Regions from separate parts of the Homo sapiens genome. Here all the other regions are linked to region 1. Evidence: chromatin loops called from intact Hi-C (ENCODE). Cell type or tissue: right lobe of liver. All regions are shown on one strand. Links, peaks and the distances in the headings refer to the core of each region. The heading gives the core; the rest is flanking DNA. Region 1 overlaps EXOC3L4 (exocyst complex component 3 like 4). Region 2 overlaps LOC105370686 (a long non-coding RNA gene). Region 3 has its middle 52 kb from the start of EIF5.

Region 1 (8,000 bases), core at 1-8,000:
CTGCTTGGACAGGAAAACCGAGGCCAGCCTGAAAGCACTGCTAGGGGGCAGACGAGGGGTGTGCAGGGGCGCTGGTGCCTCCACTCTGAGGGCTCTGGCCTGAGGTGGGGGACACCTCCCAAAGGCCCTGACCGTGAGATGGGGCTGTGACCCTCGCCCCTTCCCCGCACCCCTGCAAACTGTATGCAAATGTATGCAAAGTGCCGCCCTCCCACCTGGTTCCCTCCACCCCCCAGCCCCACAGGCGCCCCAGTCCCTGTTCCACCTGATCCAGAGTGGGGAGAACCACTCCTGCCAAAAGCCCTCCCGGCGCTAAGGCCCTAGTCACTGCCACCACTCCCCACACAGAGGCGAGCACCGAAGGGCAGTCATGCCGCCCCTACCAGGCCCTGGAAGGTGTCGCTGATGGCCTGGGCATCCAGGCTCATCTTCTGGGAGCCATGCATGCGCTCCATGCCCCGGAACCGCTCCCGTGGCCTCAGCGCCCGCGCCAGGTACTCGCGGACCACGAACCGGTGCACCTCCTGCAGAGTCTCCTGGGCGGCCCAGGGTCAGGGTCAGGGTCAGGGTCAACAGCCCCAATCCTGGGCACAGCCCTGCCAGGGCCCTCCCCCTTGTGGTACCTGTGCCCGCGGCCGGGCCACACGCTGGAGATGACCGGCGAAGGTCACCACCTTGTCCATGAGGGGATGCAGCCAGTCCTGCGTCAGCCAGTCCCTGGTGCACACAACCCTGAAGAGCGGCTGGGGACAGAGGGGCTGGGAGTCTGCAAATGTGCACTACGCCCGCAACGTAACCCCTCCCTCGAAGCCCAGTGTGCCACTCCTGACCCCTTCCCTCCTGGGTTTGGGGTGCCATTCCCTCTCCTAGCCACAGGTTATGTCACGAGCCCTTTCCCAGAATGCCTCTCCCAGGCCCCAAGCTCTAGGGGCAGGGTTTGAGTCTGTGCAGTCAGATCTGCTCAGGGCATGCCCTGGAGAAGCCTTGAGGGACTGGGTGAGGACCCTGGGCCTGGATCCGTGGACCCACCATCCCAGGCTTCGGGGGTGACCACTAAGAGCTGGAGACTGAAGTGAGAAGGCAGGCGTCTCCCAGCCGCCCCTGCTCAGCTGGGACCTCACCTGGGTCCCCTGCCCACTACCCTACACACACACCCATGAGCTCACCCTGGAATAAATGAATGCTGTGACCTGGGCCCCCAGGCTCTAGGAAATAGGGGGTGCCTGCTGGGCATGGGAAGTAGGGAGAGAGGGCCTATCACAGTCACCTGCAACTCACGCTGCAAGCCCTGAAGCAAGTGCTTCTGGAAGCTGCAGGTGGCCGTCACCAGGGGCTTCTCCAGCTCCTCTTGGGTTCCTGGGAACCTGGAGAGAAGACTGGTCCTGGGGAGGGGCCAGGACCAGCGATGAGGTGGGCAAGGGAGACCAGGCTGGGGAATAGAGCCGGGCACACAGCTCCACTCACTTAGACTACAATGTGAAGGGCAGCCCGTGGGGCTCCCCATTGTAGCTGTCTGCGAGCAGAGTCAAGTGGGGGACAGCACAGAAGCCCAGGGAGCCAGTCACAAAGGGGTGGGTCAGGGGTGGCTGACCCGTTCCCCTCTGGCAGCTCTGGGACAGACCTTCCATCCCTCTTGGTGATAAACAGTGCGGCATAGCCATGCCTGGAACATACCCTACCCTGAGCCTTATAACTGCCCCCTGAAGGTGACCATGTCCCTATTTCACTGTTGAGGAAACTGAGGGCCAGGCTATACGCAGTCCCCGCAGCCAGGGACACAGTAGAGCAGGCTGGAGTTCCATCAAGGGTTTGGCCAGAGGCTGCCTACCAAGGGGCAGAGAACGCTCCCTGGAGCTGAAACCCCAGGGTCCCAGCACCAAGGACAAGCCTGGCACAGATTAAGGACGAGAGTGTTGGAGAAGCAGTGCCTGATGGTCATGCTTTGGATTTAGGCAGGCCTAGTTCAAGTCCCAGCTCCACCACTTCCTGGCTACGTGGCCACGGGCAAGTGGCACCTCCTTTCCAGGCCTGTGCTCTGCACCTGTGCGTGGGTATACTGCGCTTGGGATGAGACGTGTCAGGCAGGGAAGGCACCCACAAAGTGCCTGGCACTGAGAAGTGCTCACAAAGAGCCAATGGGAACTGAGTCCCCTGAGGCACAGAGGTCCCACACCACCCCAGGGAGCAGGTGCTCTGATCCTATTTGACAGGTGGCAAAAGAGCCACAGAGGGGAGGTGGCTTGTCCCGGAGCACACAGCCAGCAGGTGGCACAGCTGTTCTTTGAAGTCAGACAAATGAGAAGTACTTCGGGACACTAAAATTTACACACTTTTAAAAAAGGATAAACCCAGATGGGGAGGCTCAGTCTGTGCCTCTGGCGCTGCCGCATCTGCTGAGGCCTGGCCTGGAGCTGAGGGCACGGAAGGCCAACAGCTACTGCCAGCCCACAGGGAGGGCGTCTGCCTTCTGGGGACACAGAGACCCAGACCTCACCCCAGCAAAGCCCAGGGTGCAGGCTGAGGGAGGCTTCCCAGAGAAGGAGGTGTCCCAAGATGGAAGAAATGCTGCCTGGGATGAAGGGAGGGAAAAATGGAGCCCAGGGCAGCAGGCAGGGAGCTGGAACCCCTCGGCCTCTGCTCAGCCTTGAAGAGCCATCCACACTCCCCCAGGGCCCCTGCTCGGATGGACACACACACACAAGACACACGCATCTAGGCTCTGACACACACACACCACTCAGCTCCACCCCTACACGCACATGCATAAACACCTCTTAGCTCCAACACACACACACACACACACACACAGCCCTCAGCTCTGCCAAACACGCACACACACAGCCTCAGCTCTCCACGCATGCACACACAGGCACACACCCTCAGCTCCATCACACACGCACACACACCCCCCAACTCTGCTACACACACACGCACACACACCCCTCAGATCCACCAACACACAGACACAAACACACACACACACTCCTCACCTCTGCCCCCTCCACGCGCGCGCACTCCCCTCCATCCAGGTTCCCGGCGCTCGCGCGCCCCCTGCTGGCCACGCTGCGCCCGCACAGGAGCGGGCGAGCCCTACCTGAGCTCCTCGCAGGCGTTGATGTAGGCGCCCAGGTGCGGCTCGCTCACCGCCTCCGACGCCAGAAAAGCCTTTTCAAACCTGGGGCGGGATACACAGAGCCTTTGGGGACCCTCCCTAGCTGCGCGATGACCCTGGGTCCACCCTCCCAATCAGGTCCCTACGCAGACTCCTCCCTCCCACCTGCAGAGCGCACCCGGCCAGGTCGCTCCCCTACTGAGGATGCGTCCGCACCTGGGCACGAAGAGGCCGAGCGCCCGCGTGCAGATTCGCAGGGTGGTGGCCTCCAGCTCCGCGGAGATGGCGCCGGCCGCCTTCACGTGCTCGGCCACGAGCTGCGAGCGAAGCCCCGCACTGAGCGTGCCTCCCAGCCCCCGACCTGAGGCCGCGGGTCCCCTGGTAGCCCCCGCTGCGCCTCCAGCCCGCCCCGCTGTGCCTGTCAGTCTTGGCCCCTCCAGCTTTCAGCCGCCCAACTGGAGAGTCAACTCCCGCAAACTCCCATCCAGCAGCCTCCCTGCCCGTCGGCGCGCCGGGGGTCCCCGATTTCCCCCCGCGTGGGGCCTCAGGCTCCCATCTAACGGAAGGGTTGGTTGGGACTGGATAGGAATTCGTTCTGGAAATCGCCACCGTGTGCGTGAGGCTTGAACAGACGCCCCTTCTCAGCCCCTGCTCCCGGGCCGCACCATATGGACGTCCATGGACAGCGGCGCCTGGTAGAGGCCCTGCAGCACCTCGGGGACCTCGGCGGCCGCCCAGTGACTCTGCTCCAGCTGCAAGATGCTGTCGAAGCAGCTTGCGATCTTGGCCTGGGGGGAGAAGGGATGGGCCGTGGTGAGACCCTCCCAGACCCCGTCCCGCGCCGTCCGGGATGAGGGCCGCCCTGTCGGGTCACAAGCCCGCGCCGGGGGCCACAGGGTGAACCAGAGCCAGCTCTGGCCGCCGATAGCCTGGGCGCCGCACATCCCCCCAGGGCCCGCCCCCTCCAGCCTGGCCCGCCCAGCCTGACCCGCCCGGCCTGACCTCCAGGAAGCTGGTGTAGTCGCTCTCCAGTCGGGCCCACACGTCCGGCGCCAGGAGCGGAGGCAGCGGCTCGGCGGGCAGCGCCAGCCCCGGGGCGCCCAGGAAGTCAGGACTGGAAGACAGGGCAGGGGGCTGGGGGCGGGAGCGGCTCTGATGCGGCAGCCGCTGCCCCTCTTCTGGCCAGGCTCAAAGTCTAACGCCAATCCCGAACCTGGGCATCTGTACACACACACACACACACACACACACACACACGCGCGCGCGCCTCTAGGCTGCCATGCCACACCCCCTCCCGGGAAGCCTCTGACAGCTGGGTTCCTGCCTTCCTGCAGAACGCTGAAGGACGGCTACCCAGATGGCACTCCGCCCTCTCCTCAAACACAGCTCAGGAATCGGCCACCCTCCAACCCGCAGCACGGAGGCCCACAGCAGGGCGGACACGGGTCTGACCCCACACAATTTAAGGAGCAATTTAAGGAGTGCGGGACTTCAGGCAACCTCCCCCACCTCCGTGGGCGCTCCTGCCGGTGGGGCTGGGAACCGCTCCGCGGGGAAGGCAATCCATCCTCATCCCAGGCAGAGAGCGGGAGGTGGCCGCTCCCCGCAGGCTGTACCCTGAACCCAGATGCCCGTCTGGCCTAACGGGGTGCCCTTTTCTTTTTTCTTTTCTTTCTTTCTTTCTTTTTTTTTTTTTTTTTGAGACAGAGTCTTGCTCTGTCGCCCATGCTGGAGTGCAATAGCGCGACCTCGGCTCACTGCAACCTCCGCCTCCCGGGTTCAAGCGATTCTCCTACCTCAGCCTCCGGAATAGCTGAGATTACAGGTGCGTGCCACCATGCCCGGCTAATTTTTGTAGAGACGGGGTTTCACCGTGTTGGCCAGGCTGATTTCGAACTCCTGACCTCAGGTGATCGGCCGCCTCAGCCTCCCAAAATGCTGGGATTACAGGCGTGAGCCATGGCGCCTGGCCAAGATGTGCCCTTTTCTGATGCGCCCAAAGGCACCTGGTGGAACCAGCACAGGCCCTGCTCCCATGGGAACCTCCCCGCGGAAACTTTTCAAATTCTGGAACTGTGTATGGGTGACCCCTAGAAAACCTGGGGCGGGAGCGCCCCACGGCCTAACCCGCCGAGGAAAGCATGTCGAAGCCCTCGGCTCTCAGCCCTCTCCCAGGGAGGGAACAGAGAAGAAAGGTCCGGTGCTCCTCAAAGCCGGCTCCCCAAGGCCTGCGGAGGAAGCGGCAGCTGTCCTCGCCACTGGGCGCCCTGGCCGAGACTCACCTGCCGTAGACGTTGGCGGCCCAGTCCAGCAGGATATAGAGCTGCTCGCAGCCGCGGGCGTCGCGCGCGAGCTCCTGGAGGCGCTGGGCCACGGCGCTGTGGAAGGCACGCAGATAGACCTCCCACGCTGGGAAGCCGGCCGCCGCATACGCGGGCTGCACCTCCTGCCGCACCTTCTGCAGGTCGCGGCGAACCAAGCCACCCAGCTCGGCCAGAAGCTGGGCCAAACCCGACGCGCCCTCCGCCTCCCCGAAGGCCCACCCCGCGCCCGGCCGCCGCACGCGCTCCTGAGCGCTTCGCCGCACCGCCTCCTCCCAGTGCTGGCGCCAGCGGCGCGGCGTGCGCAGGAAGTCGCCGTCGTCGGGGGGAGAAGGGTGGGCTTCCTCCTCCGCGCTCACCACGCGGGCCAGCTCGGCCAGCGCGGCCGCGTCCACACCGTCGCTGTCCAGCGTCTCGCGCACGATGGCGCCGATCTCGGCTGCCAGCCCGTCGTAAAGCAGGCACACGTCCATAGCGCGCCGCGCGAAGGCCGTAGGGTCCTGCTCAAAGGTGCGCGAGGCCTTCTCGGCCACCAGCAGCGTCTCCAGGCGCAGAAGCTGTTCGAAGGCCGCCAGCAGTTGCCGTTCAGTAATGAGGTCGGCCACGGATTTGCCTTCTGCACAGGCGGGCGAGAAGGGCGGTGAGAGGGACCGCCCCAAGACCCGAACCTGGACGAAGACCTGCAGGCCACGGCTCAATCCATCGGGGCTGGATTGTCTGTCCTCTGCCAGATGCCCCAGCACAGCTGAAGGCCTGCTCCAGGAACAACAGGCCCCAGCTGCCAGGAGCCCTCCCTTAGAGTCACCTTTGAAGAGGCAGAACCTGGGGCCCCAAGCCTGGCTGAACAGAGCAATTTGGGTCAACCCCTACCTTCCGCCTGGATCCCACACCCACCTTCCACTCCCGGCTGAGCCGGACCTGATAGCCTCATGCTCAGCCCTGATTGCAGGTCTAATAGGGTCGGAGCTCAGGCAGGGCGTGTCCTGCCCGTGTCCAGCTTTACATTCCTGCTGCTCCCCACTCTCCGCCAGCCTCCACCCGACAAGAGCTCTCCACCTCCATGTCCCCCTCTTCCCACCCCAGTGTATCCTCCTCTGGGCAATCCCCCTGACCTCCCCTCCTGGTACCTCTGCGAGCCTTGCACCCTCTGCAACCCTGTGATCAGCTGTGTGCATGGCCCTAGTTTGACCAGGAGCCAGGCTGTGAAAGGCCATGGAGAGGTGGGGATCTAGGGCCATGCATATCTGGGTTCAGGTCCCATTCTCCACGCTGTGAGACTTGAGGCAAGTCACTCCACCTCTCTGAGCCTCACTTTTCTTATCTGCCCAATGGGGGGGCTCCCATTGCAGAGATGCTGCAAGAATTTAAAGTGCAATTGTCCAGCTGGGCATGGTGGCTCACGCCTGTAATCCCAGCACTTCAGGAAGCCAAGGCAGGAGGATTGGGTGAGCTCAGGAGTTTGAGACCAGCCTGGGCAACATAGCAAGACCATATCTCTACAAAAAAATAAAAACAAATTTAAAAAATTAGGCCAGGCACAGTGGTTCACGCCTGTAATCCCAGCACTTTGGGAGGCTGAGGGGGCGGATCGCGAGGTCAGGAGCTCAAGACCAGGCTGGCCAATATGGTGAAACCCCGTCTTACTAAAAATGCAAAAAAAAAAATTAACCAGGTGTGTTGGCACGCACCTGTAGTCCTAGTGACTTGGGGGCCTGAGGCAGAAGAATCACTTGAACCTGGGAGGTGGAGGTTGCAGTGAGCCAAGATTGCGTCACTGCACTCCAGCCTGGGTGATAGAGTGAGAGTCAGTGTCAAAAAAAAAAAAAAAAAATTAGCCGGGTGCAGTGGCTTACACCTGTAGTCCCAGCTACTCAGAAAGTTGAGGTGGGAGGATCGCTTGAGCCCAGGAGGCCAAGGTCGCAGTGAGCTGTGATTGCACCACTGCATGCCAGCCTGGGTGACAGAGTGGAGACCCTGTCTCAAATAAATAAAGAATTGCACATGTTCGGGGGCAGGGTTTGGGGAGCTAGGGAGGACAGCCTTTCCGGAAACCTCAGCTGAGCTGCCCTGACCTCTGGCCCGTTTCCTTTCATGCTTCGTGTTGTTTCTGAGGCCCTTACCTGCCTCGGGTTTCAGTTCCTCAGACGCTGCCCCAGTGGATGCCTGCTGGCTGACACCATTCATGACCCCCGAGGGCACCTCAGGAGTGGCCTGGGAATGGCCGGTAGCTGGGCCGTCATTCAGGGCTTGCCGGAAGGACCGGAACAGGGAGCAGGAGCTTCGCCGGAACAGGCCCGTATCTTCCTTGGAGACCTGGGTCAAAGCCCGCTGGCTGGCCCGGGAGAAGGCCTGCCTCAGGGAGCCCAGGCCCAGCCTTGTGCCATCCTTGCGGTGGGCATTGGGCTCTTTCCTGCTGCTTGTTCGCCGGGAGCCCTGAGCTGGAGTCTGTGGCTCCTCAGCCTCCTTGGGACTCTGCAGCTCCGGCCCAGGAGTGTCTGTCTGTGGTGATGGCATCTTGGCAGCAGGAGAGCTGGGGGCAAGAAGGAGTGGCCATAGGAGCAGATGCA
Region 2 (10,140 bases), core at 1,327-9,326, 190 kb before region 1:
ATAAAACTTGTCCCTTTTTGTCATGAAAAAGCCATCTGGTGGCTGTCCTTAGCTCCAGGCCTGGCTCCCAGTCAGTGACTCTGACCCACAGGGAACTAAACCCACCTAGAAAGGGACATGGATTTGCAATGCCTAATTGAGTATTTTAATTTAGTCCTATGATATTTTAGTTTGAAACTAAAAGGAATTTAGTAAAGGGAGTGTGGCCAATGTTTAAGGACCAAAGACCTAGGGAATGTTTTGTTTGTTATTCAATTGCAGTATTTGAAGCAATTAAATATATAATTTAAAAGGTTTAAGAGTTCTCATTTAAACCAGCTTGTAAATGAGACTGAACGTAAACCACAAGCCCCTCTGTAAACAGTTGTTAGAACTGGCTGGATTTATCCACAGCATGGTCAGGTTTTTAAGCTGATCTTCAACACTTAAGGAAAAACTAGGTTTTTAAGTGTAGAACTTTAATACCTTAAATATATATATTTTAAAACCGAAGTAACTGCCACTAGTCATTTATGTGCACAGAAGTCTTTCTTTCTGTTTTTTTTTGGCTCACTGCAGCCTCCGCCTCCTGGGTTCAAGCGATTCTCCTGCCTCAGCCTCCTCAGTAGCTGGGACTACAGGTGTCTAGCACCATGCTTGGCTAATTTCTGCAGTAGAGACGGGGTTTCACCATGTAGGCCAGGTGGTCTCAAACTCCTGACCCCAAGTGATCCTCCCGCCTCAGCCTCCCGAGGTGCTGGGATTATAGGTGTGAGCCAGCACACCCGGCCTGCAGAAGTCTTTTTTTTTTTTTTTTTTGAGACAGAGTCTTGCTCTGTCGCCCAGGCTGGAGTGCAGTGCCGTGATCTCGGCTCACTGCAAGCTCCGCCTGGCGGGTTCACGCCATTCTCCTGCCTCAGCCTCCCGAGTACCTGGGACTACAGGCACCCACAACCACGCCCGGCTAATTTTTTTTTTGTATTTTTAGGAGAGACGGGGTTTCACCGCATTAGCCAGGATGGTCTCGATCTCTTGACCTTGTGATCCGCCCGCCTCAGCCTCCCAAAGTGCTGGGATTACAAGCGTGAGCCACTGCGCCCGGCCAGAAGTCATCTTTAAACATCTTTAAACCTCTTCCTGTGGCATCCGCAGGCCCTTGAGATGCTCATCCGAATCTGCTCACCCGTGGGCCTTGGAAGGAGGAGGCTGAATTCCTCCCAGCTGTGGCTTCCCCTGTGGAATGGGATACTCCAGGTCTCCTGGCCTAAGGAAGCGGGGGCTGGGACTCACTGAAGGCTGTAACATTGGGTTGGGGGTTACAACCAGCAGTTTTAAAAAAACGGAGTAGAACTAGGGTTACCAGGTGAATTACAGGATACCCAGTCATATCTGCATTTCAGATAAGTAACTTTTTTAAAGTGTGTATGTCCCAAATATTCTATGGGGTGGAACACACTAAAAAAAAAGTATTTACCTGAAATTCAAATAGCAGGTGTCCTGTATTTGTATTGCTCAATCTGGCAATCCTAAGTAGAATGGAAGAGAAAGTGTGGGAAGGGGCCAGGGCGTGCAGGGGAAATGTGATTGCCTGTGCATTTGTGGGCATGTATTGTAAATACCCACGTGTTTCTTAACTGTGGGTTGGAGCCAGCAGTGAGAAGCCGCTGTCCCTAGTGGTTGTGAGGGCTACGTGTGAGGCTGCCGCAAAGCCGCTTAACAGCGCCCGGGGAGTAACGGGGGCTCACGCCTGTAATCCCAGCACTTTCGGAGGCCAAGGCGGGTGGATCACCTGAGGTCAGGGGTTTGAGACCAGCCTGGCCAACATGGTGAAGCCCTGTCTCTACTAAAAATAAAAAAAATTAGCCTGACATGGTTGCACGTGCCTGTAATCCCAGCTACTTGGGAGGCTGAGGCAGGAGAATTGCTTGAACCCAGGAGGCGGAGGTTTCAGTGAGCCGAGATCGCACCACTGCATTCTGGCCTGGGCGACAGTGAGACTCCATCTCAAAAACAAACAAACAAACAAAAAACCCAGAAAACAGTATGTAGTTTATAGGATAAGGATATAAAGAAAAAATATATGGCTGGGCACAGTGGCTCACACCTGTAATCCCAGCACTTTGGGAGGCCGAGGCGGGAGAACTCCCGAGGTCAGGAGTTCGAGACCAACCTGACCAACAGGGAGAAACTCCATCTCTACTAAAAATACAAAATTAGCAGGGCGTGGTGGTGCATGCCTGTAATCCCAGCTACTTGGGTGGCTGAGTCAGGAGAATCGCTTGAACCCGGGAGGCAGAGGTTGCAGTGAGCCGAGATCACGCCATTGCACTTCAGCCTGGGCAACAAGACAGAAACTCTGTCTCAAAAATTAAAAAAAAAAAAAAAAAGGAAAGAAAATATTTTTATACAGGTGTACAATGTGTGTTTTAAGCTAAGTGTTATTACAAGAGTCCAAATGTTTTTTAAAAAGTAAAAGGTATATAAAGTTAAACCATTACAGTAAGTTAAGGCTAATTTGTTATCAAAGAAAGAAAAATATTTTTTATGAACTTAGTGTGGCCTAAGTGTCAGTGTTTACAAAGTCTACAGTAGTGGCCAGTAATGTCCTAGGCCTTCACATTCACTCACCACCCACTTGTGACTCACCCAGAGCCACTTCCAGTCCTGCAAGCTCCATTCATGGTAAGTGCCCTAAACCTGTGTGTCATTTTTTACTTTTTATGCCATACTTTTACTGTACCTTGTCTATGTTTGTATCTGTTTAGATACACAAATACTTTTTTTTTTTTGAGACAGAGTCTGGCCCTGTCACCCAGGCTGGAGTGCAGTGGTATGATCTCAGCTCACTGCAATCTCCACCTCCTGGGTTCAAGCGATTCTCCTGCCTCAGCCTCCCAAGTAGCTGGGACTACAGGCACCTACCACCATCCCCAGCTAATTTTTGTATTTTTAGTAGAGATGGGGTTTCACCATGTTGGCCAGGCTGGTCTTGAACTCCTGACCTCAGGTGATCCACCTGCCTCGGCCTCCCAAAGTTCTGGGATTACAGGCGTGAGCCACCATGCCTGGCCTAGATCCACAAATATTAATACTTACCATTGTGTCACAATTGCCTACAGTATTCAGTACAGTCCCACGTTGTACAGGTGTGTAGTAGGCTGCCTCATCTAGGTCTTTGTCATGATGTTCACGCAGCCACGAAATTGCCTAATGACACCTCTCAAAATGTATCCCTGTTGTTAAGCAACACATGACTGTATACATAGATACATTTGAAAATAAATTTTTATTTAAAAAGAATATTTGTTTAGAAATAATATTTATTTTAAAAGAATGACAAAGCCATAACATGTTAACATTAGTCATTATTTTTAAATGAAAAATAAGTATGTTCTGAAACCACAACAACAAAGTTAACAATAAGGGTGGCATTAGTTTTCATTTTTGTCAATATCTTTATGGTCTGGCTTGATAGGAGACAGGTAGATTCTCATATCTGCTTCTGCATGAGTCTGTTGTGATACGTTGTTTTGGTTGAAGTTTGTGGGGAATATTCAGCCGCTCACAGACATGCTGTTGGAAAAGGATGAGTAATTCAATACAGTCTTTAGATAGTTGTGACTATCCTTCTTTGATACCACACCAAAACTGGAGATGTTTAAAGATTAGTTATCATGATTATTTAAAGATTCTTTAAAAGATGAGTTATAATCAAAGATTGGTTAAAATGTGGATTAAAGGTTAGTTATAATGTGGATTCGAGATTATAATCTTTAAACTGAAAGGGTCTTGTACATTTTCATTTACTTTATGTATATGATGTGAAGTAGAGCTCCAACTTCGTTCTTCTGCAGGTGGCTCTCCGCTCTCCCAGCTGAAGAAAAGACTGTTCTTTCCCCACTTCACCCTCACATTTGGGGGTCAATTGATTTTGATGAGAGTGCCTTGGCTCTCATCAAAATCAACTGACCCCTAAATGTGAGTTTCTTTCTGGAATCTCAGTTCTATTGTATGGGTCTATATGTCTGTCTTTATACAAGCACACACAGGTTTGACTACTGTAGCTTTGTAGTAAATTTTGAAATCAGAAAGTGTGAATCCTCCAATCTTTGCTCTTTTTCAAGATTTTTTTTTGGCTGTCTGGGTTCCTTGAGTTTCTACATGAATTTTAAGATCAGCTTAATTCCTACAAAGAAGCCAGCTGAGACTCTGATGGGGATTGTCTTGAATCAATGTTCTTTTTGCTATAACTTATAGAGTAAATTAAACAACTGAAGGAAGGTCCCTGTGAGCTGCAGTCCCGGGAGAAGAGGAAACCCTTCAACATGGATTCTGGAAAGAACAGCCTTGGCTTTCTTCTGAACAAAAAGTTCTGGCCCAGCTGGACCCGGGGTGGGCACCGGGAGTGCAGGCTGCTAGTCCTCTCCTGCCAGCTTTGCGAGGCGTGGGGAGCACCTGCAGCATGGCTCACCTGAACCCAGTCCCCAGGCCCATGGCCTCCGAGAGATGAACACTGGCTGCCCAGAAGCAGGTGTGGGTAGGAGGGCAGAGGGACTGCCCGCAGGCGTCCCTGGGCTCCCTGGCTCCTTTCTGCTGATGTGCCGCCTCAGTCGGACAGAGGTTTCAACACACTTGTACCCTTCTCAACACAGGCCAGGCGTCTCCGGGGCCTGGAAGAAAACCAAGGTCAGGGGATCTCCTAGTTCAACAAGGGAGAACAACATGTAAGGAAGATAAAAATTAAAGCCGTGTCGGATGTGAGACACCCAGGGTCTCATATGACAAGACGCGAGTGGACTGCAGGCTGGGGCGGAGCTGTGGAGAGGGAAGACCCGGGGTGGGGCCGGGGAGAGGGGAGGCCGGGGCGGGGTGGGGGTGAGCAGTGGGATCCAGGAAGGTTCTCAGAGGAGAAGATGCCCACCCACACTGGGATTACAAGGAAGATAGGAATTTGTCAGAGGGCAAGGGGACAGCGGGAGGGAGTGACCAAGGGGGTCAGCAGGGGCAAAGGCCAGGAGGTGGTCACAGTATAGGTGTGTGTGGGGATGGAAGGTGTCAGCACAGCTGAGGCTGGGGAAGGGACAGGCAGGGCATCCCCGTCCTCGAGAGCCAGGCCAGAGCACTCGGGGACTGTCCTATGGCCAGCAGGAACCTGAAGGGCTTAGGAACATCCCCTGGCAGCCAGACACAGGATGGAGGGGAGGGCGCGGGACGGTGAAACCCTCTTCTTCTGGAACTCAGCCCCTCTGTCTGGGAGACACAGGAAGGAACTGCCAGGGCTGTGGACTTGCACAGTCTTGCCTGAACTATCTCATCCCTGGCAGTTTTGTTTGTTTGTTTTTTGTTTGTGTTTTAAAGATAGGGTCTTACTCTGCCACCTAGGCTGGAGTGTGGTGGCACAATCATGGTTCACCGCAGCCTTGGCCTCCCTGGCCCAGGTGATCCTCTCACCTCAGCCTCCGGAGGACCTGGGTCCACAAGCACACACCAGCACACCCAGCTAATTTTTATTTTATTTTATTTTATTTGTAGCGATGGGGGTCTCACTATCTTGCCCAGGCTGGTCTTAAACTCCTGGGCTCAAGTGATCCTCCTCCCTCAGCCTCCCAAAGTGCACCTGATATTACAGGCATGAGCAGCTGCGCCTAGACCCTGGCAGCCTTTTGAAATGGAATGTATCTGTCACCATCTTTGCAGATTAGGAAGCCAAGGCTAAGAGAAAAGAGTGACTTCTTCAGGGTCACCCTGTCATCCATGTCGGTGGGGAAAACCCTGGACAGCCCCACGCTACCCTGATTTCTTTCCCTCATCTCTGTCCTCAGACTGGTCAGCAGGGCATGCAATGCCCACCAGAGGGCACCAAAGGCCAGATTTGCCGTGCACTCCCACACCGTTTTGAGTCTCAGATGCGGCCTCCATTGATTAGAGTCTCAGATGCGGCCTCCACTGATTGAGTCTCAGATGCAGCCCCATTGATTGAGTCTCAGATGCAGCCCCTATTGGTTGAGATCCCCAGGTGCAGCCTCCACTGATTGAGAGCTTCACATGCAGTCCCCATTGATTGAGAGTCTCAGAGGCAGCTCCCATTGATTAAGTTTCAGATGCAGCCCCTGTTGATTGACTCTCAGATGCAGCCCCCATAGACTGAGAGCCCCAGAGGCAGCCCCACTGATAGAGAGTCTCAGATGCAGCCCCCATTGATCGAGAGTCTCAGATGCAGCCCCTATTGATTGAGTCTCAGATGCAGCCCCTGTTGATTGAAAGTCTCAGGTGCAGCCCCCATTGACTGAGAGTCTCAGAGGCAGTCCCCACTGATTCCCAGACACAACCCTCAATGACTCTCAGATGCAGCCCCTATTGATTGAAGTCTCAACTGCAGCCTCCATTGATTGGCAGTCTCAGATGCAGCCCCATAGACTGAGAGCCCCAGAGGAAGCCCCATTGAGAGCTCCAGAGCAGCCCCCATTGATAGTCTCAGATGCAGCCCCCATTGATAGAGAGTCTCAGATGCAGCCCCCATTGACTGAGAGGTTCACACGGAGCCCCCACTGAGTGACAGCTTCAGATGCAGCCTCCATTGATTGAGAGATTCAGATGTGGCCCCCATTGATTGAAAACTTCAGAATCAGCCTCCATTGATTGAGAGCCCCAGATGCAGCCTCCATTGAGAGCTTCACATGCAGCCCCCATTGCTTGAGTGTCTCAGATGCACCCCCCACTGGTTGAGAGTCTCAGATGCATCCCCCATTGATTGAGAGCTTCACGTGTAGCCCCCATTGCTTGAAAGTCTCAGATGCAGCCCCTGTTGATTGAAAGTCTAAGATGCAGCCCCCAATGACTGAAAGTCTCAGAGGCAGTCCGCACTGATTCTCAGACACAACCCTGAATTACTCTCAGATGCAGCCCCTATTGATTGAAATCTCAAATGCAGCCCGCATTGATTGAGAGTCTCAGATGCAGCCCCCATTGACTGAGAGGTTCACATGGAGCCCCCACTGAGTGACAGCTTCAGATGCAGCCTCCATTGATTGAGAGATTCAGATGCGGCCCCCATTGATTGAGAGCTTCAGAATCAGCCTCCATTGATTGAGAGCCCCAGATGCAGCCTCCATTGAGAGCTTCACATGCAGCCCCCATTGCTTGAGTGTCTCAGATGCACCCCCATTGATTGAGAGCTTCACGTGCAGCCCCCATTGCTTGAGAGTCTCAGATGTACCCCCCGTTGCTTGAGAGTCCCGGATGCACCCCTCATTGATTGAGAGCTTCACACGCAGCCTCCATTGATTGAGAGTCTCAGAGGCAGCTCCCATTGATTAAGTCTCAGACACAACCCCTATTGATTGACTCTCAGATGCAGTCCTCATTGACTGAGTCTCAGATGCAGCCCCTATTGACTGAGAGTCTTAGATGCAGTCCTCATTGATTGAGAGTCTCAGATGCAGGCCCTATTGACTGAGTCTCAGATGCAGCTCCTATTGACTGAGAGCCTCAGAGGCAGCCCCATTGATTGAGAGCCCCAGAGCAGCCCCCACTGATTGAGAGCTTCAGATACAGCCCCCAGTGATTGACAGCTTCACATGCAGCCCCCAGTGATTGACAGTTTCAGATCCAGCCTCCATTGCTTGAGAGCTTCAGATGCAGCCCCCCATGATTGAGCTTCATTCACATGCAGCCCCCACTCTGGATTCTCCGCTGAAGGGTCACCCTGGTAGAGCCTTAAGAGAATTGAAGCTCAGGTCCAGGTGGCTCTGCGGCCCTCCTTCTGAGTCTGAGGTGACAGGGTAGGTGAGGTTGGCCACAGAAGGGAGTGCATTAGGCCCAGAGGCTGTGACTAAGGAGGCTTTGGTGCTCCTTCTCTCCCTAGACTTTTGCGAAACTCTTCGAAGTCCTGGAGAGGCTCTGGAGTGTGGCTACTTGGAGCCCTGTGTCTGTGGGGAGCCGCTGCCTAGATCTAAGCACGGTCTGGCTAGAGCTTCCCACTGGACAGTGGCTGGTCAGGGGGAGTTTGTTGGCTCCCACCCCGGCCCCCGGGCAGCACATATCAGCTGGCCTGGCTGGGCCTTGGGAGGACAGAGGATGCTCATTCCTCAGGACTAGAGGAGCCCTGTGGTGCCTCCCTCCCGCTCTAGCTGGGAGATGGGCAGAGCTGGACTGCACCTGCTGCTGTCCCCACTGTGACCAGGCTTTTGGGGTGGACAAGAGGGCTCATCCCCTCCATACCCCTCCCTGGAGCCCCTCCCAGGTCCACGTTGTGGGACTGGGCTGTGACAGGACTCTGGCCAAAGAGATGTGTGGAGACATCACAGGAAAGGGGCTGGTGAAGTTGGGGGCTACCCATGGGGTCCTAAGAAAGGCTGGTGCTTTCCTGCCTTGGGCTGCAGTCCCAGCATGACATGAGGTGTTGCTTCCTGCCATGAACCAAAAGGCAAGAGGCTTGCCAGGGAGAGGCTTGGAGCCTGGATTCTGTTTGGTCCACGGAGTTCACCAGTCTCAAGACCACCTGGTTAGTTCCTGGTGGTGAAAGCATCCTGGAGAGGCATGTTCTCACTCAGGGAGATGGTTCAGGGGTGCAGGTGCCCCAACACCCTACCGCTCCCACGGACTCACTTTGCTGGTGGGGGCTTACCCCCTACAAGGCCAGCTGCATAACCAGAGTGCTGCGGTGCCCACCCTGCTCCTGGTGAGTCAACAGAATCCTGACAATATTGCCCAAGTCATCTACAAATCCAAAGTCAAAGTCTTCCCTATCAATATACCACTCAGGTTCTTTGATGAGCTCAGTAAATACTCTAAAAATGGAGGAAAGACTACAGCCACAAATAGCTAAGCCAGCTGAAAACGCGGAATCCCAGATGTGAAGACACACTAGGAAGCGTCCTCGGAGGAGCAGCTTTTGGGAACAGGAGCAAGCCACCCGCAGAGTGGGGTGGGGCCGGAGCAGGGCGAGCATTGTGAGAATATCACACGATCCCACCATGGGCAAGGAGTGAATCTTTTTTTTTTTTTTTTTTGAGACGGAGTTTCGCTCTCGTTGCCCAGGCTGGAGTGCAATGGCACAATCTTGGCTCACCGCAACCTCTGCCTCCCAGGTTCAAGCTATTCTCCTGCCTCAGCCTCCCTAGTAGCTGGGATTACAGGCACCCACCACCTTGCCTGGCTAATTTTGTATTTTTAGTAGAGATGGGATTTCACCACATTGGCCAGGGTGGTCTCGAACTCCTAATCTCAGGTGATCCACCTGCCTCGGCCTCCCAAAGTGCTGGGATTACACATATGAGCCACTGTGCCTGGCCAACGAATGAGTCTTTTTTTTTTTTTTTTTGATGGAGTCTTGCTCTGTCACCCAGGCTAGAGTGCAGTGGTGTGATCTTGGCTCACTGCAACCTCCACCTCCCGGGTTCAAGTGATTCTCCTGCCTCAGCCTCCTGAGTAGCTGGGATTACAGGTGCCTGCCACCATGCCCGGCTAATTTTTGTATTTTTAGTAGAGACGGTGTTTCACCATCTTGGCCAGGCTGGTCTTGAACTCCTGGCCTCATGATCCACCTGCCTTAGCCTCCCAAAGTGCTGGGATTACAGGCGTGAGCCACTGCACCTGGCCAGCAGTGAGCCTCTTAAGCAATGGTGTAGAACAGTAGTCCCCAACCTTTTTGGCACCAGGGACTGATTTCATGGAGGACAATTTTTTCCATGACTGCTAGGGTGTGGGGGATGGCTTCAGGATGAAACTGTCCCACCTCAGATCATCAGGCATTAGATTCTCAAAAGAAGCACTCAACCTATATCCCTCACATGTGAAGTTCACAATGGGGTTTGTGCTCCTATGAGAATCTGATTTGACAGGAGGCAGAGCTCAGGCGGGAATGCTCACTCGCCTGCCACCCACCTCTTGCTGTGCAGCCTGGGTCCTAACAGGCCATGGACTGGTACTGGTCCACAGCCTGGGTGTTGGGAACACCTGGTGTAGAAGACTGGATCTCTAACTTAGTGGGAAAATAATGGATCTTTACTTAACCTCACATACAAAGCAGGACTCTAGAGAAAGTAAAGTTCCAAATGTCAAAGGTAAAAATAGGAAGCTAGAAGAAAATGTAAAAGAATTTTTGTAAGATACAGGCAGAGAAGGTCTTGTTATACCAGGATTCAAATGCCTAACCCATTG
Region 3 (10,140 bases), core at 1,209-9,208, 180 kb before region 1:
TGGTGCTCTTGGCTGTGTAGTCCCGATCTCTGCCTCATCTTCACATCGCCTTCTCTGCTCTGTGTGCAAGCCACCCTCTACCTGCATCATAAGGATACAAGTGATTTAGGGCCCACCTGGATGATCCAGGGTCCCCTCCCACTTTAAAATCCTTAATGTAATCCCATCTGCAAAGACTTTGCCATATAAGGTAACGTACACAGGTTCCAGGGATTAGGAACTGATACCTTTGGGGGCCCTTATTCACCTCGCCACAGCGTCCCCGTGAGTACAGAGAGGGAGGGCATCCAGGCCCTCCCCCCAGCACAACCTCACATGCCCTGGGCCCCAGGGCTGCCTCACCCCTGCCTACTCCCTGGACGCTCTTGGGAGCTGGTGTCGGGATGCTGAGTCTGTGTTTGATACATCAGGAGGAAACAAAGTCCAGAGGGGCCTAAGGAGCCCAGGGCCACACAGCACAGAGTGAGGATGGCACCCCTCCTGCCACCACCGTCGCTGAATTGAGTGCTGATTCTGCATGGAGCTTTGCCTGTGCTGCCTGCCTCATGCTCCCCAGGAAAGCGCTATCATTATCACCCTCGTTTTCCTGAGGAGGGAGAAACTGAGGCTGAGAGAGGCCAGTCATCTCGGTGGAGGCCACATAATGGATCCAGAATTGGAGCTGGACAGCCGCCACAACGCCGAGTGTTAAGGAGGAACACAGTTTGCAGCTGCCCCCCACCCCTGCCAGGCTATGGCTTGTCACCATCAGCTCCATGTAAACTAGAGACTAGTGGTAAAACCACCTTTGCAAAAATTATGACGGTGAGAGAAACCTGACAGTTGGCTCCATTTTGCTTCTACCCTCACAAGCTAACCATCTTTGCTCATTCCTGGGCGTAGACCAAGCTAACTATGGGAGAAATTTAGTTTATAGTTTAACTTTAGAACAAAGATGATAACGGTTCCTTCCTGAAATGAACCCCCTCCTTGCCTGGGGACAAAAACCACCTTTGTAAAGTTAACAAATTAGCCACAAGGTTAGAATTATGGTTCTGGAGTCAAGTAGCCAGAGATCACAAGTTTGTAACTTCCTCAGTTGCTTCTATAGATGACATCATTAGGATAAAACCAAAGACTGGTGTTTGAGGTATTTTTCAGAACTTGCATTCTGAGGCACCAGCTGGTGCCGCCCAAACCCATAACCCATACAAAGAAATGGACTCACCCAGTCCTGTGACTCTACCCAGGAATTGACTCAGAGCAAGAAGACAGCTCTGGACCCTGCAATTTCACCCCTGAACCAACCAATCAGCATTCTCCATTTCCTAAGCCCCACCTGTCAAACCATCCTTTAGAAACCGTAGCCTCCAAATTCTTCTGATGGGCATTTGGGTTGGTTCCAAGTCTTCGCTATTGTACATAGTGCTGCAATAAACATACCTGTGCGTGTGTCTTTATAGTAGAATGATTTATAACCCTTTGCATATATACCCAGTAATGGGATTGCTGGGTGGAATGGTATTTCTGGTTCTAGAGAAAGGATATCTTTAATAGGGCAAAAATGCAAACTGTAACAGAAAGCGTTGATACATTTGACTACATTACAAAAAGGAATGTACACTTATGCAAAAATATTTGTAATACATATAACTGACAAAAGACATACACATTTTTATACATGTTGTCTTTCCTAAGAATCCTATGACACAATAAAAATGATAAAAAACCAAACAGAAAAATGGGCAAAAGAAATAAACAGAGATGCACAGAAATAGCACAAATGGCAAATAAATGAATGAAAAAGATGCTCAACTGCATTAGTGATAAGGGAAATGCAAATTAACCAAAATGAAATGTCATTTCCAACCCATCAGGGTGGCAAGAATTTTAAGTCAGAAAAGAGTAAACTGGCAGGGATGAAGAGCGATGAGCTTTCTTCTGCTGCTGATAAAAGTGTAAATTAGAACAATACTTTGGAGAACAGCTTGGCGTCTCCTAGATAATTTTATTTTATTTTTTTTAGGACAGAGTTTCACTCTTTTTGTCCAGGCTGGAGTGCAGTGGTGCGATCTTGGCTCACTGCAACCTCCACCTCCCGGGTTCAAGTGGTTCTCCTGCCTTAGCCTCCTGAGTAGCTGGGACTACAGGCGTGTGCCACCACAACTGGCTAATTTTGTATTTTTAGTAGAGACGGGGTTTCACCATCTTGGCCAGGCTGGTCTCCAACTTCTCACTTCAGGTGATCCACCTGCCTTGGCCTCCCAAAGTGCTGGGATTACAGGTTTGAGCCACCGTGCCCAGCCTCCTAGAGAATTTGAACATATATATCTATACCCTATCACTGAGAAATTTCATGACTAGCTATATAGTCAGAGCCTAAACACAGGTGATCTCTGTTTCCAGTGTGTTTCCATACACGCCTGGGACACGTTCTGTAAAGACAGAACGACCCCAAGTATGGGTCCTGAAAATCTTCCTCCAGGTTAGAGGGCACAGATTCTAGTAGACCCTGGGACATAGTCCTCCACTCCTCATTTTATGCCATCAGCTTGCTCCAACATACACAACATCAAGTGCGTCATTCCTTGCGTTTTCAAATAAACATTTCCTATTACAGAAGCAAAAGAGGTTTCAGAGAAACTGAAGGGGATAGAGTTGTTGCTACCCTTTGAACTTAATTGCTCACACCACTGTTGACAGAAAAAGCCAAATTCTGTGAAATATTTGAAGAGATTTGTTCAGAGCCAAATGTGAGAGCCATGACCTGTGAGTCAGCCTCAGGAACTCCTGAGAACACGTGCCCCAAGGGGTTGGTCTACAGCTTGGCCTTACACGTTTCAGTTTCAGGGAGATAGAAGACATCGGTCAATACATATGAGGTATACAGTGGTTGGGTCGGAGAGCCAGGACAATTTGAAGCAGGGGACTTATGGATCACAGGTGGCTTCAAAGGCTCTGATTGGCAATTGGTTGAAAGAGTTAAGTTATTGCCTAAAGACCTGGAATCAGTAGAAAGGAATGTCTGGGTTCAGATAAGGTATGGGGTTGTGAAGACCAAGGTTTTTATTATGTAGATGAGTCTCATAGGTGGCTGCCCTTAGAGGCAATAGATGGCAAATACTTCCTGTTGAGACCTTTCAAAGATTATCAGGCTCTCTGGAAAAGACCCAGTAAGGGAAAGAGTTTCTCTAAAAAGGCAAATTTCCCCCACAAGAGGCAGCTGTGCAGGACCATGTCAAAAACATATTTTGGGGTAAATACTTTGATTTCCTTCAGGGTCTGCTATCTGTCATGTGACACTATATTAGAGTCAGGTTGGAATTTTGGTATCTTATTGCTGCAAAGAGTCTGTTTGTCCATCTTAAGGTCTCCGTTTTAATGTAATGCTGGTCAGCTGTGCCTGAACTCCAAAGGCAGGAGGGCTTATAACGAGGCGTGTCTGACCCCTCCCTTCCCATCATGGTCTGAACTAATTTTTCAGGTTTCTTTGAGTCCCTTTGGCCAAGAAGGGGGTCCGTGGGTCCATTCAGTCCGTCGGGTGGCTTAGAATTTTAGTTTTGGTTTACACAACCAAATCAAGTAACAGCAGGAGCGATTCGGCCTCAGGGTTGCTGAGATTCAAAAGCATCAGGTCAGGATCTCCCTCTGAACCGCCCCACCAAGGCTCAGGAAACTGGGGTACATGGCCACTGGTTCCTGTGGGCTGTTCCTGGGGATGCAAGCTCTCCGGCCCTGGCCAAGCAGGCAGCTCTGCCCAGAGAATGCCAGCAGCAGAGACAAAGGCTCCCGAGGCAAGAGGCCCACTCTGTGCCTGCTGCTTGCACGACTCGGATCCACTCAGCCCCGCATCCACCTTGTCCTGTGACTGATTCTTCACCTCGGTGGCTGGTTGCACCCTCTCTAAACAAAAATACACAGTGGGGTTGGCGGGACAAGTCTAAGTACAGTCTCCACCCTGGCGCTGATCTCAAGGCTGTGAGTAATGTCCCTCACCTCCTTCCTCACCACTCATTTTAGACCCTCCTTACTCTGGGACGGCAACGCAGCTGGGCTAGGCTGTTGGTTTCTGGGATGGCTCAGACCTTTATCCTCGAAGGGTCCAAGCTTCCGGTGACCACAGTTGCTGCAGCGGCTCCTTTCCTGCCATCACCAGGCACGGGAGCAGCACTTCCTGTCCATCAGATGGGTTAACACGGTGTCTTCACTACCAGGAGCCCGCACACTGTTCTGTGGAGTGTCAAGAACCTTAAAGTTCCTTCAGAAGAAGTGATCGAGAGCAGGGTAGTTAACAAGATCACGAAGTGCACTTTAAAAAACAAAAAACTCTTCATTGCATTTATTTTAGTGCTGAATTTATTCCTGTGCCATAAGTTTTTGTTTCCTCAGGGATATCTTTTTCTTGTGGGCAATCTTCTGGTTTAGGAACAATTTGTTCCTTCGCAGTAAGGATCATTTCGATGCGACAGGGAGAGCTCATGTATGGGTTAATCCCACCATGAGCTCTGGAGGTCTGGTGGCACATCTTAGGTGCTTTGTTCACTTGGAGGTGCTCAATGACCAGAGAATCTACACCTAAACCCTTCAGTTCAGCATTGCTCTCTGCATTGTTAAGCATATGCAGCAAGCATTCAGCACTCTTCTGGGGCCACCAACGTTGTGTCCAGCCCCACTGCTTGGCCTGGGCACACCTACCAACTCCCTGACTGTAACGTTGGAATGGCACACACTGCTTCTGTAAAGTGACATCTTTCAGATCCTTAGTGGCTTTTCATATATGCATACCCCTGATGACCTGGGCAGTTTCACAAGTGTTCCAAGGTGACCACGAAGATTTGAACCTCTTTGCATGATTTTGTGGGGTTTTCCGGGTTAAGTGAATAGCGAATCATTTTCACAGATTACCTCAGGAGGTTTAGGGGAAGAGAGAACCCAAAAATGTGCACGTCTGTCTGTCCTAGGTGAATGCAGACACCCTCCATCCTCCATCCCCAGTGGGAGTGGATGCATTCTTTTTTTTTTTTTTTTTTTTTTGAGACGGAGTTTTGCTCTTCGCTCTTGTTACCCAGGCTGGAGTGCAATGGCGCTATGATCTCAGCTCACCACAACCTCCACCTCCTGGGTTCAAGCGATTCTCTGGCCTCAGCCTCCCGAGTAGCTGGGATTACAGGTATGCGCTACCACGCCTGGCTAATTTTGTATTTTTAGTAAAGATGGGGTTTCTCCATGTTGGTCGGGCTGGTCTCAAACTCCCGACCTCAGGTGATCTGCCCGCCTCGGCCTCCCAAAATGCTGGGATTACAGGCGTGAGCCACCACGCCCGGCCTGCATTCTTTAGCTCGGTTGGCCGTCCGCCAAGCGCCAGCCAGGGTGGACCTCTTCCAGTAGATGCCACCTCTGCTGCAGCGGCTGTGACTGAGGCTACCACTTGGTTAAGTTTATGGCCGTCCACTCTCATTGCCATGAGCCTCTTTTATACTGTGGGAGATGAATAAATAGAAATGCATCTTCATGTCTTTGAGGATGGCCCGATTCTCTGCCCTCTCACCCGGCATGGCTTCCCATCTACTATCTTGACTCAATGAGGAAGCACTTTCAGGGCCTGCCACTGGTGTGTGCGTGCACCCATAGGCAGGGAGGTGTCTGGGCGGGGAGACAGAGACAAAGGCAGAGAGACAGAGAGAGACAGAGAGAGGGAAAGATGGTGTAAGTTGGGGAAAGGGGTGGGTGTGGCTTAGATGCCCACATGAGCAGAAGGTGACTGCCCTGTCCTTCGGCCTGTCCAGCAGCTGGCAGCCAGCTCACCGCTGAGCAACTGGATGGGAGTGGGAGGGTGTGATGCCGTCAGGAGTTCAAAGGAGCAGCTGGCTTGTTTAGAGAATATGGGGTGCTTTTTCCTGGATGGAGGCTGAGATCCAGAGGGACCAGGCCACAGAGCTCTCCCGGAGCATTCCCACAAGCCAGCAGCCGAGCAGGGTAGAGCCGTGGCATCTGCGTGAGGCCCATCCCATCCTGTCCAGCATGGCTCAGCAGGGTCTTGCTGGCCAGGGGTGTCAGGACTGGGAACAAGATGTTGCTGATTTCCATTTGCTGCCCCTGCACTTCCCCACACAGCCCAGAGCACAGCAGAAAGCAGCTGGTGTTTTGCTTCCTTTCCAGCAGAGGGAGGGAGCAGCTTGGTGAGGACAACTTGCCCTTGAGGCAGGGAAATGTGATCAGCACCCCCCACCTCCCTTGCCGGAGTGAGCTGCAGTAATTGGTTTTCCTAGAACAGCTATCCAACCCAAGGCGAAGAAACACCCAAACCAAAATGTCATAAAACTTACTGCGTTTAAAAACAATTATCAGGGCTGGGCGTGGTGACACACACCTGTAATCCCAGCACTTTGGGAGGCCAAGGCAGGTGGATCACCCAAGGTCAGGAGTTTGAGACCAGCCTGGCCAACACGGGAAAACCTCGTCTCTACTAAAAATAGAAAAATTAGCTGGGCATGGTGGCGGGCACCTGTAATCCCAGCTACTCAGGAGGCCGAGGCAGGAGAATTGCTTGAATCCGGGTGGTGGAGGTTGCAGTGAGCCGAGATTGCGCCACCGCACTCCAGCCTAGGCAACAGAGCAAGTCTCAAAAAAAAAAAAAAAAAAAAAAAGAATTGGATAAAGGTTGCTGCGCTAAAAATCAACAAAAAGATGACCTATTCTTCATAGGTTTCCATACCTATTTCACTATTTAAAAATTCCAGGAATTCAGGCAAAGTATGAAGGCAGCTGCCGCTAATAACACAGGTGCAATGCCTGCTGCATAACCGGGTGCTTTCTCTCCTCTCACCTCCTGGAGTTTTCTCTACAACAAACAAACTCCTGAAAAATAATGGTAAAGCCATCCGACAGCATCTAGAAATCTTGGAACATAGTGCTTTAAATATGATTCACAAAGTCAAATGGTAAGAATTGCAAAGTTTAAAAACAATTTATTTGTGCTCCATTTTCCTGTGCATAGCATAGTCAACCAGATGTTAATTACAAAACTGACAGCCAGCGCTGGGCTCACTTTAGGTATAAAATTAATTTGCCAGCGACACATATCCAATTGCAAGGTTGTGCTAAGTAGGTCGTAACTATATTTAGGACCACACAGAAAGGAAAAAGTGATTGCTCAATTCATCACTGAAAATGAGATGGAAACTTCATGGAACTAAGATCTAAACTTCGGCGAAGTGCTCCAAATCCAAACTGTAATTCTCAGAACCAGGTAGTTCAAAAAAACATACCACAAATTGCATTTGAAGAAAGCACATTCTGCCCATTCAGGCTTAAAGCAGTAAGGCATCTTTTAAAGAAGAAAAACTGCCAACAGAATGAATCACTGTTGTTAGTTAAAATACAGAAGTAGTCGTTTCCGTTTCCATTTACTATCCTGTATATCGCTGCTTTAAGATGCACCCAATAGGCCAGGCACCGTGGCTCACGCCTGTAATCCCAGCACTTCGGGAGGCCGAGGCAGGCGGATCACGAGGTCAAGAGATCGAGACCATCTTGGCCAACATGGTGAAACCCCGTCTCTACTAAAAATACAAAAATTAGCCGGGCGTGGTGGCACATGCCTGTAGTCCCACCTACTTGGGAGGCTGAGGCAGGATAATCGCTTGAACCGGGGAGGCGGAGGTTGCAGTGAGCTGAGATCACCGAGATCGCCACTGAACTCCAGCCTGGCGACAGTCTCAAAAAAATAAAAAATGCACCGAATAGTTCATCCTGGGCTCTCACGTTTAGTAATTACGAGTGCAGAATCTGCATAAGGAAATCGATTAAATACTTAAGACGTTAGCCCTTGCCTTTTACCTATTATAGTAACTTGGAAAGCTGCGAAGGTAAAGAACAGCTTTCAGGCCTCGGGCGCTGGGGCCGCGCTTCTGCTCTGCACCCGTGGGTCTTGGGGAACAAGGCCTGGGCACCGGAGGGACTCGAGGCAGCGCGCGGGTTAGAAGCGTCCCGGCAGGCTCAGTTCCCGACGCGGCCCCAGTCCTAGCCTCCCTCCCCGCGCTTCGAGGCTGCCACCAGGGCCATCTTTTTCTGGATGGAGTCCAGGGGACAACAGAAAACTTCCCAACACTCCACCTCCTCCTCGGGCGGGACCAAGGCCTCCGTCTCGCGCACCGCCTGCATGAACACCCGGTCCACCATCCGCTGGCTCTTGGCCATGACCTCCGGGAACGGGGAGCGCCCCTCGCGGCCCCGCGCCGTCAGCACCTGGCGCCCGTCGTCCGGGTCGGCCTGGGTGCCCACCAGCACCCGCGGGACGGCCCCGGGTTCCCACGGCCGGCGCAGGCGCTTGCTCGGCGGCCTCACGGCCCGGAACGAGGCCTCGCTGCACACGCCCGGGAGCACCGCGGAGCCGTCGCCGTGGCGGATGTCCAGGTCCTGGAGCGTGACCAGGTGCTCGGCGCCCGCCGCGTCCACGACCTCCAGCAACGCGGGCGCCGCGTTCGCCTCGATCTCCTCGCGGAGCCGCTCCTCCGCCCACGCCGCGCACTGCTCGGGGAGCGGCCGCACGCGAACTGCGTGTCCAGCGTGGTCCTGCCCACTCCACGCTCCCCAGCAGCACACCCCGGCAGCCCTGGCGGGGCGCGGGACCAGCCCGCAGGGTCCGGGACGCGGCGGGGAGGGGAGGGGAGGGAGGAAGGGTCCTGGGAGGGCGAGGACCCGCGCGGGGGTCTGGCCTGGGGCGGGTCGGGAGGGGAGGGGAGGAAAACGGGGGGCGGGGGAGGGCGGGAGGAAGGGGCCTGGGAGGGCGGACGCGCATCCCACGGAGCCGGGGCGGAGGAGGCGGTCGCGCCGCGGCGACCCCCGCCAGCCTTGGCCCGGACCCGCGCCCTCCTGCTCTCCCTGGTTCCCTGCCCGCACAGTGCCCGCCAGGTGCCTGCCGGGTCCGACCAGATCTAATCTGGAACCAGCTCCAGTGAGAAAGAAAAACAAGTTGGCCGGGCGCGGTGGCTCAGGCCTGTCAATCCCAGCACTTTGGGAGGCCGAGGCGGGCGGATCACGAGGTCAGGAGATCGAGACCATCCTGGCTAACACGGTGAAACCCCGTCTCCACTAAAAATACAAAAAATAGCCGGGCGTGGTGGCGGGCGCCTGTAGTCCCAGCTACTCGCGAGGCTGAGGCAGGAGAATGGCGGGAACCCGGGAGGCGGAGCTTGCAGTGAGCTGAGATCGCGCCACTGCACTCCAGCCTGGGCGACAGAGCGAGACTCCGTCTCAAAAGAAAAAAAAAAAAAAAGAAAAAAAGGAAAAACAAGCATACATCAAATCTGTGAGAAGCAGCTAAAGCCATTTTTAGGGGCAAATTTCAGTTTCACATTTTTTATAATGGAAAAGAAGAGGAGCCAAAAAAATCAGTGAGATAAATATTCATCTCGAGAAGTCGAAAGGAGGCAGGGTGAGATGGCTCACACCTGTAATCCCAACACTTGGGGAGGCTGAAGTGGGTAGATCGTTTGAGCCCAGGGAGTTCGAGACCAGCCCTGGCAACATAGTGAGACCACGTCTATGTTAGTCTGTTCTCACGCTACTATGAAGAAATACCCGAGACTGCGTAATTTATAAAGGAAAAAGGTTTAACTGACTCACAGTTCCGCAGGGCTGGGCAGGCCTCAGGAAACTTACGATCATGGTGGAAGGAGAAGCAAACAAGTCCTTCTTCACATGGGGGCAGGAAGAAGTGCTGAGCAAAAGGGGGGGAAACCCCTTATAAAAGCATCAGCTCTTGTGAGAACTCATTGACTATCCTGAGAACAGCAGCATGGAGGTAACCGCCCCCATGATTCAATTACCTCCCACTGGGTCCCTCCCATGACACACAGGGATCATGGGAACTACAATTCAAGATGAGATTTGGGTGGGGACACGGCCAAACCACACCACCATCTCTACAAAAAATACAAAATTAGTTGGGCATGGTGGTGCATGCCTGTGGTCCTAGCTACTCAGGAGGCTGAGGTGGGAGGATCACCTGAGCCCAGGGAGGTCAAGTCAGCAGTGAGCTGTCATTGTGCCACTGTACTCCAGCAGCCTAGACGACAGCCTAGGCTGTCTCGAAAAAAAAAAAAAAAAAAAAAAAGGAAGAAAAATATCCAGTAAATTAATTCCAAATAAAGTAGAAGA

The links. A loop is a pair of places that touch in the nucleus more often than their neighbours do. Peaks named below come from ENCODE experiments on the same cell type or tissue, not always from the same donor. Only the 100,000 strongest peaks of a DNase experiment are listed, where the experiment ranks them.
Region 2: a loop joins it to region 1, with 4 times the contacts of the local background. A loop is called at or near these places in 100 of 110 quality-filtered maps.
Region 3: a loop joins it to region 1, with 3 times the contacts of the local background. A loop is called at or near these places in 100 of 110 quality-filtered maps.

The regions. Positions count from the first base shown.
Region 1 is chr14:103,100,167-103,108,166 of GRCh38, reverse strand. It overlaps EXOC3L4 (exocyst complex component 3 like 4), which reads right to left. Exons shown (of 12, transcript NM_001077594.2): 2 at 7,554-7,963; 3 at 5,395-6,049; 4 at 4,115-4,226; 5 at 3,778-3,900; 6 at 3,329-3,429; 7 at 3,095-3,175; 8 at 1,268-1,382; 9 at 624-743; 10 at 384-536. The coding sequence starts at 7,947. Among named protein-coding and RNA genes, the nearest start is that of EXOC3L4, 9.4 kb to the right of the region's middle. RefSeq lists a silencer at 2,825-2,984 and an enhancer at 2,859-3,609. In right lobe of liver, for the core only: CTCF peaks have their summits at 610 (motif pointing left), 2,243 (motif pointing right), 3,082 (motif pointing left) and 4,632; DNase peaks (open chromatin) are centred at 556, 3,026, 4,386, 7,356 and 1 weaker place; H3K4me3 peaks cover 3,559 bases; H3K27ac peaks cover 5,935 bases.
Region 2 is chr14:103,288,674-103,298,813 of GRCh38, reverse strand. LOC105370686 (a long non-coding RNA gene) reads left to right here. Exons shown (of 3, transcript XR_944246.2): 3 at 4,237-4,740. Among named protein-coding and RNA genes, the nearest start is that of EIF5, 40 kb to the left of the region's middle. In right lobe of liver, for the core only: a CTCF peak has its summit at 5,816 (motif pointing right); DNase peaks (open chromatin) are centred at 2,623 and 5,843.
Region 3 is chr14:103,277,664-103,287,803 of GRCh38, reverse strand. It overlaps the pseudogene RAP2CP1 and the pseudogene RPL17P4. Among named protein-coding and RNA genes, the nearest start is that of EIF5, 52 kb to the left of the region's middle. RefSeq lists enhancers at 1-670, 4,797-5,594, 6,018-6,312, 5,595-6,393. In right lobe of liver, for the core only: a CTCF peak has its summit at 6,128 (motif pointing right); DNase peaks (open chromatin) are centred at 2,773, 5,773, 6,153, 6,543 and 1 weaker place; H3K4me3 peaks cover 1,115 bases; H3K27ac peaks cover 5,353 bases.